2 separate regions of the Mus musculus genome follow, and region 1 is linked to region 2. A link is a contact called in ENCODE Hi-C or POLR2A ChIA-PET data. All regions are on one chromosome and are shown on one strand. Each heading gives the region's core, a stretch centred on a gene start or an enhancer-like site at or near the end of the contact. The rest is flanking DNA. Distances are from core to core; before and after follow the strand shown.

Region 1 (6,908 bases), core at 3,091-5,590, 440 kb after region 2:
GGTCTGTGGATCCGCTCGGGGACAATTCCATTCACTAACCTCCATAACGCCTCTGTACTCTGTGGCTCTGAGCTCCATAAAGACTGGCTCTGAACTAAATAAAGATGAGCACAGAGAAGGATATTTAGGAAGGTAGTTCTCGGTCAGTAAAGAGTTTTATACGAGTTCGTGAAGGTAATTTCAAGAATGTTGACTTACTAGCAAAAACTGCCTTCTCTGAGGCTCGAACTCAGGACCTTCAGATTATGAGACTGACGCGCTGCCTACTGCGCTAAGAAGGCTACGAGGCCTCAGCTCTCTCACTGTCTTATAGTAAGGATTCGCATTCACTATCTTCCATTTGACCTTGCTTTGCCTTCAGACTGCAAATTCTTGCATTTTGAGGTGTTTGTTTTGGGACGGGGAAATTTCCACACAGGCATTTTTGAAGAGCTTCACAAGTCTTGAAACTAAGATTTAGGGATGCCTAGTCTCTGGTACTACTTTCAGTCTTACCTTTTTTATTTTACTCCATGGTTGTATATTTTTTTTCCTCTCCTGAGTCAACCCTATCTTGTTGGAACAGTGTCTATCATTGAATAATTAAAGGTATAAACAGTTCACACCAGTCTTGGGAGTCTGCAGGACAGGTGATGCAAATTTGCAGGTCCAGTCATGTTGCTTTGGACATTATCCTCAAAATGCCACAATTGGCACATTATATTAGCACATTATATTAATATCAGTACATTTTATTGATATTAACACATGATATTGATATTGTGTTTCCTGTTTGTTTTGTTCCTTCTTTTCCACGTCTATGACCTCTGAACCTATTAAGGATCTTATTGACATTATTTCTCTCAACCTATTTTTTTCATAAGCCTATATATCATTATTCCTATCTTACTGATAAAGCCAAGGCTCAGTAGCACTAATCACACAGTGATGATTGATAAAGCCAGACAACAAACAAATCAGGGCTCAGCTTTCTTTTTTTTCTTTGAAAATTTCATACAGGTTGTCCTAACTAGGGTTATCATTGCTGTGATGAAACACCATGACCAAAGCAACTTTGGAGGAAAAGGTTAGTTTGACTTACACTTTCACATCACGGTTCATCATCAAAGGAAGTCAGGATAGAAACTCAAAGTAGGGCAGAAACCTGAAGGCAGGAGCTGATGCAGAGCCCATGGAGTGTTGCTTACTAGCTTGGGCCCTGTGCTTTGCTCAGCCTGCTTTCTTAAAGAACCCCAGACCATCTGCACTGGGGTGACTCCCCTCACCCCAACACACACAATATGGGCTGGGCCCTCCCCAAATGATCACTAATTAAGAAAATGCCCTAGACGCTTGCCTACATCCAGAAATTGTGTAAGCATTTCTCAGCGGAGGCTCCTTCTTCTCCAAAGACTCATACTCTGCTTCATCCTCCTGCAGACTGTCTCAATATTCAAGTGTCAAGGGAGTAGAGGAGGTGCAGAGCTCAGAGGAGTTCCACACCTGTTTCTCACCCAAGCAGGGTTCTGGTTTAATACTGAAACATGGTCATGTTCTCTGAGCATAGCTAGCATCACTGGTAGCGGCTTTGTTTAAGATCTGTGGAATGACAAGGCCAGCCCAATAACCTACATACTGAGCTACAGGACAGCCAAGATTGAGAGAGATCTCAGACAAAAATAAAACAAGTAAAAAAGATTTTCAGAACGATGAATGCTAGCCAGGTAATTTAGAAATATTGAAGAAGAGCACAGTTTCAAAAAAAAAATAAGTGGACAGAGACAGGGTCTGAAAAACCCTTATCTAAGAAAGAAATGTCACTAGGGAAGAGGAGAAGGGCATTGCCCTCCGAGTGACTGATGGGAACAGACATTAGCCAGTGCCTTCCATGGAGCTGTAAGTGCCTGGGGAATGAGGCTTGAGGACCCTGGCTTATGAGGCTGTCTGTCTGCTAAGAATGGGAAAGAATGGTTGTATGGACTCATGGAATTAATAGAGCATGTCTCCTTTTATGAGTCATATTCCACACTTGAGAGGAGTTGAGTCAATTGCATGAGATGGGATGGGGAAAGACACAGATGGTAAGGGCAGGGGCAGGTACCTGCAGAAACTCCTGAAGGCAGCCATCCCTTAGGAACCCAAGAACCTCTGCAGCATGCTGACTGTGCTCTATATAAGTGAGCTAAGTCACGTGGCTGGTGATTAACCCAGAGTCTCACACAGTTTCTTTGAACAGAGACAGATGTTATAATTTAAAACCACATTGTAGAGGTGGTTGAGAGCACACACTTGCAAAGGAACGGAGTTTGGTTCCCAGCACCTAGTCAGGGCAATCCAATATCTTCTTCTGGCCACCTTAGGCATTTGCACTCACATGTTCTCAAGTACACATAGCATCTACAGAAATTTAAATGAGCAAAATAATATATACAGATATTAAAATATATTGCTTATATAATATAGATATATAAAATATGTCAAAAAAGCAAACAAAATTTGTGTGTGTGTGAATATGTGTATCCAAAAGATAGTAATTTTCTAAATGACACTTGCATACTTAGGTTTAGAATTCTTTAGGGACTCAGTAAAAAAAAAAAAAAAAAAATTAGTATTTTGTCAGAAAGCCAGACTTCAGCCTGTGAATATAAGGTGGAAAATAGCTTGGAAATTGAGTCAAGAGGTGCCATTGATGAAGTATGCCTGTGACAACCTTTGTTTTATTTATATTCACAAACTCTGCTCAGGGAGCTTAGGAAAAGTATTCTTTCAGATTGCCTGAGTGTGGGTCAGGTATTCAGAAGGAAGACGAGCAGGAAATCATCTGGGAAGAGGGTGGGTAAGAGAGCCAGACTTGTAACTCTGCTCATCAGATAAACTCTCACTTAGGAAAATGCAAGCCATTCTTTAGATCCAAGTTTGATCTTTAAAATTTAAACAGAAGGAAAAAAGAAGAGCTGGTGTGGTGGGCTGTGTTTGTAGTCCTGACTGTAGACAGGCAGAGCCAGGACGGTGCCTGGGGTTCCTTGGACTAGTCTAGCCTAGTCAGCATGTTACAGGCCAAAGGAATACTGTCCCCAAACAAAAATCAAAACACCCAATGGTGGCTTAAGAAGGACATGTTGTTCCCTGGTCTTTACACAGGAGCAGACATGTACACATGTGTATATATAAACTGTTTATTTTAATTTTTTTTTTTTGAGACAGGGTTTCTTTTTATAGCCCTGGCTGTCCTGAAGTCCCCTCTGTAGACCAGGCTGACCTCAAACTCACAGAAATTTGCTTGCTTCTTCCTACCAAGTGCTGGGATTAACAGCATGTACCACCTCCACCCAGCTTTTATTTATATTTTAATATAAAAGATATGTATGTATGTATGTATGTATGTATGTATGTATGTATGACTTTTATTTGCTTTTTTAACCAGCAAATATACCCTACTTGAAGATACTTACCAGAGGACAATGCCCATGGAAGTCTAGGGCTATAACAGGAGTCCAGACCTTAGTAGGCCCCCAGTCCTTAGCACAACAGACTCCATGGTGGAAGTACCATTCAGGACAAAAACTCAACATGTAGACAGCACTGCCTGCTAAAACAAAAACAAAGACCTAGTCAATCAAAGTCCATACTTCTGGAAAAGGCTCTAAAACTTTGCCCTTGGCTTTTGTAGTTCTGCTTCTGGCTGTTTGTGTTAACTGAAGTACGTCAACCCATGGCATGGTTTTTGTGCTTAAAGGCTCACCATGTGAAAGGTTCGGTGCTACATTTGGATCCTGAAATTCAGCGTGGTCACTGCCGGCTAATGAAGACTTGGCTGAAATTCATATCCAAGAAGTCTTCTGTGGTGAATACTCCACGACACAGATTGGAGAGTTCCGGAAGGACATAAAGAGCAGGATGCCGGCACTCATCTCTTCCCTCTCATTCTAGGTCAGTGAATGAGATTTCCATTTCCCCATATCACCCAAAGAGTTAACTACCCTGCTGAAATATAATCAAGCTCGCTGTGCCCAAGTCCGCTGTGCACACTCGGCAGAGGCTCACTAGTTTGGATAATCCAGTCGGAGACGCAATTCATGGGGCATATAGGACGAGGATTTCCGAGGTTAACTTCAGAGAAGGTTTTGTAAGGTCCTCTTCAGCTGCGCGCTCACGGGTTTTCTAACCTTGGACGGTTACTGAATCAATATCCCTGACAGTGTGAAATGACCCGGCAGAGCTTGTGGACCGGCTGTCGGAGACAGCTTGGCTGTAAAAGCAGTTTTGAGTTTAGTGTGGTGCGGTGGCTTGTGACGTTTCTAGGAGCTGTGCGTGACGTTTCACGCGTCGCGCCTTTTTCGAATCCTCCTTTGTTCGGTCTACTTGGTGGTTGTCACCACAGCAAGACCACCCGTTAGGGGACTGGAGCTCAGAGGGTCCCTGGAGAACAGGACCAACGGTGTCTTTTCATCAAAGAACGGCAGAACAGCGTCTTTTCACCAAAGAACAAACGACTGGGAGGTGGAGGCAGATGCTCTGCGTTGGTCTCAGTTACAGACTCGGAAGTTGAGGGCGACTTCGGAGTCACAGATTTGGTTGTCACCAAAGTTCCTTGTCTCAGCGACGAGGGGCTGCCTTAGACGTCAGGATGAGGAGACTTCAAGCTGGCTCATTCTATCCTGGTAGAAGGGAAATCCAGGCATCGGGTCCTGCAGTGGTCAGCGCTGGCTCCGTCCGACTCCGTGCGAATCGCCTTGGGTTTGTCCCTTTTGTCGCCGAGGCTCTGGAGATGCTCAGACCGTAAGTGCCAGACGTAAGTATTTCTTGGGTGACCTGAAAATACTCATTTCAGAATCTCAAGTTTTTTATTCCTTCGCTACTTCATTAAAGGAGGACGGAATGAGCGTTGGACAACCCCACTGTGTTACCCAAATGTTTTTGGCGGGAGGATTCCGAAATTCAGTAAAAATAGGAAAGGTTATCAAATTGTCACTTAGAGGCAACGAGGAGAACTGTGCAACAGGCGAACTCCGTCGTGGCTAGAGAGCGTCTTGTCTCTATGACTACTGAGCCAGTAGACTGTGCTGTGACCAGTATCTCTGGGTTCCACAAACTGGTCAGGAATCATTGCAACGAGATATTTGTTACTCTCTTACAGAATTTTCTTTCTGCTCAGAGAAACTTTCTAGTTAGAACAACGCGTGGTTCATAAAATTTTCCAGCTTCAAGAAATCTTGAAAATAGAAGTAAAGAAAGGCAAGAAAAATGAAAATTCTTTTAAAAAAAGATTTATGTATTTATTTTACATATATGAGTACATTGTAGCTGTCTTCAGACACACCCGAAAAGGGCGTCAGATTCCATTACAGATGGTTGAGATGATGTGGTTGCTGGGAACTGAACTCAGGGCCTCTGGAAGAGCAGTTGGTGCTCTTAAAAACTGAGCCATCTCTCCAGCCCAAAATGAGCATTCTTATTTATTTATTTATTTATTTATTAGATATTTTCTTTATATCATTTCAAATGCTATCCTGAAAGTTCCCTATACCCTCCCTCCGCCCTGCTCCCCTATCCACCTACTCCTGCTTCTTGGCCCTGGCATTCCTTTGTACTGGGGCATATAAAGTTTGCAATACCAAGGGGCCTCTCTTCCCATTGATGGCCGACTAGGCCATCTTCTGCTACATATGCAGCTAGAGATACAAGCTCTGTGGGTACTGGTTAGTTCATATTGTTGTTCCACCTATAGGGTTGCAGACCCCTTCAGCTCCTTGGGTGCTTTCTCTAGCTTCTTTATTGGAGGCCCTGTGTTCCATCTTATAGATGACTGTGAGCATCCACTTCTGTATTTGCCAGGCACTGGCATAGCCTCATACGAGACAGCTATAACAGGGTCCCTTCAGCAAAATCTTTTTGGGAAAAAAAAATCAACTGACAAGTACATGTTGTATATCTATAGGGCTAGATAGAAAGCTGTCCTTCAGTTGGTCGGTAAGTTCAGTTGGTTAGAGGGTGGTGCTAATAATGCCAAGGTCTCGGGATATGATCCCTGCCAGTACGGGCCATATGTGATTTGCTTTTAATCTGCTACAAACCCCAAACAGAACTATGTAAATTTGCTGTACAACAAAAACCAGTTTACTTCTCAGGGGCATTTAATGAAGGAGGCACCCATTTCGTATACGGAACAGCATCAAGAATGATGCTTACATTCTTACCCTCAAGTCCAGTCTTAGAACAGTGCTGAGGTCTGCAGCTTTCCCCAGGTAACTTAAAACCTGGGAGAGTGTAGCTTCAGAAAAGGGTGAACAGGGTCAGTGTCTGAAGAACCATTATCTAAGAAAGAAACGTCGCTAGTGGGAGGGCATTTTCCTTAAAGTGACTGATGGGTACAGACATTAGCAGGTGGCTTCCATGAAACTTTATGTGACAGGTAGGGGTGGGGTGACAACCGGACCCTAGTTTATGAATCTATCTGCTAAGAATAGGACAGAATGGTTGTATGGACTCCTGGAATTAAGAGAGCATGTCTCCTTTTATGAGTCACATCCCACAGTTGAGAGGAGTCGAGTCAATTGCTTGAGATGGGATGGGGAAAGACACAGATGGTAAGGGCAGGGGCAGGGACCTGCAGAAGCTCCTGAAGGCAGCCAGCCCTTAGGAACCCAAGAGCCTCTGCAGCACTCTGGTGGGCTCTATATAAGTGAGCTAAGTCACATAGCTGGTGATTAACCCAGAGTCTCATGAAGTTTCTTTGAACAGAGACAGATGTTATAATTGTACAACTATGTTGTAGTGATGGCTAAGAGCACACACTTTTCATTAAGAGGAACACAGTCGGTTCCCAGCGCCCAATCAGGCAGCTCAGAAACACCTGTGACTCTAGCTCCAAGGAATGGGATGTTCTCTTCTGGCCTCCTTAGGCATTTGTATTCATGTGCATGAACACA
Region 2 (7,324 bases), core at 2,335-4,834:
AGTCCATGTAAGGCAGAACTAAACATTCCTCATAATTCTCAACCATTTGCCCTGAGATGTGGCCTTTTTGCCAACAATGCAATGGCAAAAATTGTTTTTTGTTTTGTTTTGTTTCTCTTTCTCAGAACAGGCAGAGTCCCAGCGGATTCATGTCTTAACATGGTGATTACACAACTAAGATAAATGGCATTGTATTTGAGAACTCTAATGCCGTGTAAGTATAGTAGCTTCCATTTCATGACCCCCTTTACAGCTTCACCCCGTGGCCAAGGTTGGTAAAGGCAGGGGTGTTCTTGGAATAGCTTCCTGTAGTCTGATTTTTGTTAATGTGATTGGCCAGTGTAGGCAGATTGAGGAAAGCTGCTACAATTTTGGGGTGAAGCAGTGACAGTTTGAGAGCACAGGTGAAGGGGATGTGAGCTCACTTTGTGACTGAAAATAGGAAAATAACTTTTCCTGCAATGAATGGCCTAGACAACTTGATCCTTCACCCAAGTTCTAGCATTACTGTTTACCACCACACCCAGCTTGCTGGCACTTTTTTGCCTTCCTCCTCCATCTTCATCTTCTTGTGGTTTTGTTGTCTATGTATTTTTTCTTTCGATTGTCTTTATTTTAGTCATCATTTAAAAAGGAGAGTTTTGAACCTCATCCTGTCGCTATTAGCTAGGTCTAAGTATCTCTCCTTGATTTGGGAATTCCTGTTTTCCAACCGTGAATTTCTGGTAGAAAAATGAACTATTCAGCATAGCTTCATCTTAAACTAATGCATATAATTCATGGATAATACATCCTGGAAAGTTTCAGGAGGAGAGCAGACAGAAGAACAAGAAAATGTGATCTCTCTTGATGGTGATTGATCATTTTATCCCTCCTCTAAATTCCTTTGGGAGGTATTTCTTTGCTATTAGGTAATGTGCCAGCCGCTCCCTGAGGCCAGCAGAAAACAATGGATTCTCATGAGCAGTAAATGTCATGTAGATGCAGATCTTGGATCGCAGTAATCACGTGGGCCTTTAAGGTGGCTTGGCCTTTTTCCAAAATATTCCTAACATATATATCTCCTTGGTGGACCTCTACTGTGGATAGGAACCTCTCACTTTTCCTTACATTACCAATTGTCATTCCTAATTGAGGAATTAATTATGGCAGCACCATAGTGTGGCTTTTGCCTGGGGATGTGCATAAAATGATTCATGATGTATATTCACTTTAAAAACCCTTCATATAGGTCATGAATTTAAGATGAGACTGGGCTACATAGTAAGTTCCAGGCTAACATGATTTATATACCAAGACAAAAGAACTCAGTGACATGATTTATCTGATAAAGTTGCTGCCAAGCTTGAAGACCTGAATTTAAGCTCTTGGAGCTAGAAGGAGAGACTCAATTTTCCTAAGTTATCCTCTGATACCCACACGTATGCTTTCGTATGTGTACACTAACACACACACAAGATCACAAAATAATTTTTTAAATGTAAAATTTAAAAGATAAAAGAAGAGTGAACAGATGGTTCGGTGGTTAAGAGCACTGGCTGCTCTTCCAGAGGACCTACATTTGATTCCTAGCACCCGCACCCGCACCCGCACCCACATGGTGTCTCAAAATCTCTTGTAACTGCAGTCCCAGGAGTCCCAGTTCCCACTGCTGGTCTCTGAGTACCAATCATAAAAGAGGCACAGAAATACATGTAGGCAAACCATCTAAAACAATAATATTAAAAAAAGTCAAGTATAACTAGTAAAATGTCATGGAACACTCCCAAAGCAAACTACAGTACTTGGAAGAATCTGAATTTGTGTTCCTAGGCCATGAGCATTCATATTTAGCTCTCAAGTAAAACATCTCTTAATTCTATTTGAAATGAGAACTGTGTTTTTTAAGGCAGCACTATTTATTGTGACTAGTATGGTAACTCAGAATTACTTGAGCAAAATTCTAATTCTGCTGGGATGTTGAGTGGCAAGAAGCAGACACTGTTATAGATTTTGACACTGCAGCAAGATGGTTGGTTCTAGCATCTCAAGCAGGCCATGGAGTTATATTTGAACATAAACTATTTTACAGTACCTATGCGTTATAGCAGGAAGAAAAGTGTTTTAACAAAGAGGCTACAGAAAAGAGAGTTAATCACAAATGCCTGAATAGTTCTACCCTGTGCTATTAACAACAATTGTGTATTTTTTTTAGTGTTCCATTGTTAACAAGATGCAGTTCTAGGGCTGATGAAAGGGTCCAAGAACTAAGAGTATATAACACATACTGGCATATACTATCATTTCTGAGTCTCTGAATGGCACAGAACATATGCTGACTTCTGCATCCATTTCTGGAGTACTGGGATGACAGCTGTTGGTCAGTGTGTAGTGTGTTGGCTAAAACTTCGTTTTGGATGTAAATCAGTTTGTTTCTTCACGCTACAAATGTTACACTACATTGTGTTTTATGCCATTAATCTCATTTAGTTTCACTATTTAGTCGACTGTCAAAATTCATGGGAACAGAATTAAAGACCCATACCACTATATGAAAATGTTGAAGCCCTGTACATGGTGTCAGTGGTATATACAAAATAACCTGTATTACACATCCTTACATTTTATATTATCCTGGCATTACCTGTAGTAATTAATACGATGTAGATTTTATGTCAATATTTGTTTTAATGAACTGTTTGAAAGGGCTGGTCAAGAAAACATCATGTGTATCAAAGCTTCACTCTTTACTCAATTGTTTTTACCTCCAGGACCCGATGAGCCTGTTTCTTTAGTAAATTCTCATCTGGATGGTTACCTTTGTTCACCTACCCAAGGTTATTTTCAGGCGGTGGTAATGAGTCGTTGAACCTAGAGGTTCTAACACCTTTCCCCAAAATTCCAGGTTTTCAAGACTGTTTAACCGTCCTTGAACCAATCCTGAGAAAAGAGCCTTGAAGTGTCCTACTTTTAACAATTTGTACAAGGTGAGGCTGTACTTTGTGCACAAATTCAGCCTGGAGGGGTGGGGGTGGGGAATCTCAACTATGCTGACTATCCACAGCCTGAGTTAAAGCTGAAGCTATTAGTGAGGGCCGCTGCCAGTGTGGGGGAAGGGTGAGGGAGCAAAATGCACAGCTTTTTAAGGAATTCAGTGAGTGGTCCTGAAAAGGACCTTTTGTAACAGTTAAGAAAATCGCTTTAGTCCCTTAACCCCCGAATCCGTAGAGGGTGCGGCCCTGGCGCTTGAGCGCGTAGACCACGTCCATGGCGGTGACGGTCTTGCGCTTGGCGTGCTCCGTGTAGGTGACGGCGTCGCGGATCACGTTCTCCAGGAACACCTTCAGCACACCGCGGGTCTCCTCGTAGATGAGGCCGGAGATGCGCTTCACTCCCCCGCGCCGGGCCAGGCGGCGGATGGCGGGCTTGGTGATGCCCTGGATGTTGTCGCGCAGCACTTTGCGATGGCGCTTAGCGCCACCTTTGCCCAGGCCTTTTCCTCCCTTGCCGCGACCAGACATAGTTAAATTCTTACAAGCTTTCAGTAGGAAGCTGGTGAACTAAGAATTCGCTGTGTTATTATAGGCTCTTATCGGACCTGGTTGAGAACTTCAAGTGGGCGGGGACCAAAGGCTTCTTTTGCTCAGCCCATTTCAGGGCGGTGACTCTGGAGTACTGTATAGGGCACATGCAGACATGGAGTCTCTCAGGTTTCCCCAGATTTGAGTATACTGCTTTTATTATATGTTATATTGTTCTATAAGGATTTTAGCAAGGAGTTACATTTTTATGGACCAGTACCTGGAGGATTAAAACAAATACCCCTGTAAAGTATTTAGGTTTAAAACATCTTTTTAAAAAATTCAACAGGTGCCAAAAGACCATGTGATTATTGTTTCTTAAAACCTAAAAATTCAAATGTGAAAGATACTTTTAAAAATAAATTACAAGAGAATTTTTTTAATAGAAATTGAAATAGAATCGGTATAAGTAGAATTTATTAAAATTCTACTTGTCAACATAGGTCAAGCCCCTTTGCCTAGTCATATAGATGCACTTGGCTATTCCCTGTCTGGAATCCATTCATTGCTGGTTTGGATTGCTATATTTTTTATTAGAGCGGGAAAACTGCATGATGCTTGTATTCTATTTTGCCACCCCTACACAGTGTATGCTCTCGTTCAAAGTAATGAATTCAGAGATATTGGAACTGGTCATTTTCCTGTTCCCCCTTTATACTTATAAAACTTGTCTGATAATGGTGCCCACAGTTTGTTTGCTTGGGTACTACATTAGAAGAGATTGTTTCAAAGAAGTACTACATAAATATTTTTACCTGTTACTATTTGTGCTGGATAGTTTTATTCCAACTTGACACAAACTAGAGCCATCATACAGGAGGAACCTCATTTGAAAAAATTCCTCCATAAAATGAATCTGTAGACAAATCAGTAGAGGATTTCTTAATTAGTGCCTTATGAGGGAAGGGTCCTGCACATTGTAGGTGGTGCGGTTCCTGGGCTGGTGGGCCTGTGTTCTACAGGAAAACAGGCTGGGGGGAGGGTCAACATAGAGCAAGTCTGTAAGCAGCACCTTTCCATGGCCTTTGCAACCAGCTCCTGCCTCCAGGTTCCTTCCCTGATTGATTTCCTATTCCTCACCTCCTTCAGTGATGAACAGTGATGCAGAACTGTAAGCCTAATAAACCCTTTCCTGCCTGAGTTGCTTTTGATAGTAGTGTTTTATCACAGCAATAGAAACCCCAAATAAACACTATTTTAATACTCTTCCTAGAAGTATTTCCTTATCAGGTTATTATTTCCAACACACTATCAGTATCACCAAATGTGTATAAGGATTACATTTTATTACAGCATGTAATGAAGTATAGTGACAGATCTTGTTTTGTATTTCATGGGTGAAGATTTAAGAACTGTTGGTCCATTTCCCAAGGTGAATTAACAATCACAATGCAGCCATGCTACAGCTCAGTTTATGAATTTCCATTCACTTATTTTGCATATGTTTAATTTTACTAAGACACTCTGAATACTCGGAAGTTGCCTCTCCCAGTCAACACTGTAAGGCCCACTGCTAACTTCTGTCTTTCTGTGCTCTTTTTCTTTCCATTTTCTATTTCTAGTCCATCTTCTCCTTCTTCCTCCTCCTCCTCCCCCCACTTCTTTTCCTCCTCCTCCCACTTCTCTTCCCCTTCTTCCTTTTTCCCTGAAAGATCCTTGCTATGTAACCCTAGATGGAAGTTGCAATTCTCTGGCCTCAGTCTCCTCAGCTAAGTAGCAGGTTTGTGCCACTGTGTATGATTTTTATTGTTAAAACTTGTAATCTAAACAGCAGATCTTAAAACTTGACTTCCAAGTTGTCTTTAAGAGCCTTGAACTTTCATACAAATATCCATAACAAAACTGTTTTCTTCAAGAGTACTAGCTGTAAACATTATCATGTGCCTGATATCATTCTGTGTGCAGTTCCTGGAGGATAGAAATCATGTTTACTATAGATCTCAAATGCATACTATCTGTTTAATTACATATATATAGCAAGGTAAAACTTCACAGTTAGACCCTCCACCTGGGCTTTAGGATGGATTTGGCAAAAACATATTTTTTTTTATATAACTTACAAGTTATATAATACAAAGCTATAAGTTACCATAAAGAAAGACCCAATTTTTTAAAAAAGTGTTTTTATTCCAAGTGGAGTGCAGAGAGGAAGGTATAGTAGAACACTAAAGGAAGATCAATATTATTTTAGCAAAATTTGAAAATCAGTTTATTTGTGTTTTGTTTTTGTTTTTCCTGCTCTATAGAGAGAATAGGGGGATATTAGACCATACTACTTCCTAAGAACAAAAACAACAACAAATCCTTAAAAGATTTTTAAGTACATGGTGATAATTTATAAACTGAGCAGAGTCTATGCAATTAAGTGATGCTAAGTAAGATGTAATTTCAGAAGCTTGTTTGAGTTATTTAAAATTTTTATTAAAAAACAATATATAGCTCAGAAAAATTGAAACTATGCATTGGAATATATTCTAATGATAATCATAAAAGATAGATGGTGTAGATTCCAATTTCAAATGGAAAAAAAGATTCATCTGAGATGGCCTAGTAGGCACTTATGATAGAATCTGAGCCTGTGCAAGCTTCCCACACAGTGACTACTATCTGCTGCTGCAGACTATCCACTACTGAGGTCTCTCAAAGAAGATGCACGATTTTATTATTTATTAAGATATTATTATATTTGTTATATTATGAAATTCTATTAAATCTTCAAATAAATGACTGAATGTAGAATCCAGGTTTTAAATGCATGCTTCTAGTAAGGACAATGAGGCAAGAAGAGCCAGACCCTTGAAGACTGCTCATCTGATTCTTACAGAAAAATAGCAAGTTTGCTGCCTTTCAGCAAACTGTACCTAAAACACTACTTTGTTACAGAGGAGAGTAATATATATATAATTTATTCATAACAGCTAAGCAGGGGACATGAATGCCAGCACAGCAAAAACCAAATGTTTAGATATTGGGCATTCAAGGGACATCATGACCATAAGACACCATATGTGGATGACATATCGTTGCCAGGCAGAGCTATCTACAGCAGCCTCTAGGAAATCAAATACCTAGACATATACCTTTTCTTCCTTTTTGTTTGGTTTGGTTTGTTTAATAGGTAAGCTAAGCAAGTGTGATACCTTTTGACCTGGACCCCAGTCTCTTCTAATATCAAGACAAGGTCTTACTAAACTACCAAGGCTGTCTTTGAACTCATTCTGTAACAAAGGGGACTTCAAACTTGTGATCCTGCTGCCCCACTTAATCTATGGAAGAGTATCAGGGAGTGCAGATGTGATTTAAAATAAATTATCATTTTGTAAGCCAGGTTTTAATGTCATTGTTGTATTTGCTATTATTATCCCTGGAAAATATATCCACACGAATCACCCACAAGTTAAATCTTGGTAGTTTGTTGTCTATTCACATTCCCGATATAGGCAGTGTTACATGTAAGAAAGTAGTGGGAAAGGGATGGGAGCCAATGTCTGGAGTGAGAGGTTGTGTAGAGAGGCCTCTGTAGTTTAAAGTTCAGAAATATAGTGAAAAAATTTACAAAAACTAAAAATTTCTGACGATTGCTTGAAATATCCCAGCATAATGTAAATTGTATTTAACTTGAAATACTACTTTTCAGCATCTATTAAAACATAGAAAACAAAATTTTTTAAGTTTTGTACTAGATTTCAATGAGTAACAGCAAAAACAGTAAACATTGCACAAGCTTCAGGACAGACAAGTGTTGGAACCAGAAATATGTGAAC

What was found. A loop is a pair of places that touch in the nucleus more often than their neighbours do. ChIA-PET counts read pairs that join two places held with the same protein, here RNA polymerase II (POLR2A).
Region 1: a map of T-helper 17 cell shows a loop between it and region 2 (10-fold over the local background). The contact joins the promoter of 4930557F10Rik here to the promoter of H4c2 in region 2. A Hi-C loop is called at or near these places in 1 of 37 maps with a recorded cell type or tissue (T-helper 17 cell). POLR2A ChIA-PET finds 5 or more read pairs at or near these places in 2 of 5 experiments (both embryonic stem cell).

Annotation. Positions count from the first base shown.
Region 1 is chr13:23,310,839-23,317,746 of GRCm38, reverse strand. 4930557F10Rik (RIKEN cDNA 4930557F10 gene) reads left to right here and starts at 4,340. Exons shown (of 2, transcript NR_126444.1): 1 at 4,340-4,758. It overlaps 4930586N03Rik (RIKEN cDNA 4930586N03 gene), which reads right to left and starts at 4,222. Exons shown (of 4, transcript NR_131052.1): 1 at 3,722-4,222; 2 at 3,432-3,568. It overlaps n-TMcat12 (a tRNA gene), which reads right to left and starts at 281; the gene lies at 209-281.
Region 2 is chr13:23,753,197-23,760,520 of GRCm38, reverse strand. It overlaps H4c2 (H4 clustered histone 2), which reads right to left and starts at 3,584. Exons shown (of 1, transcript NM_178193.2): 1 at 3,135-3,584. The coding sequence starts at 3,500. The coding sequence ends at 3,189.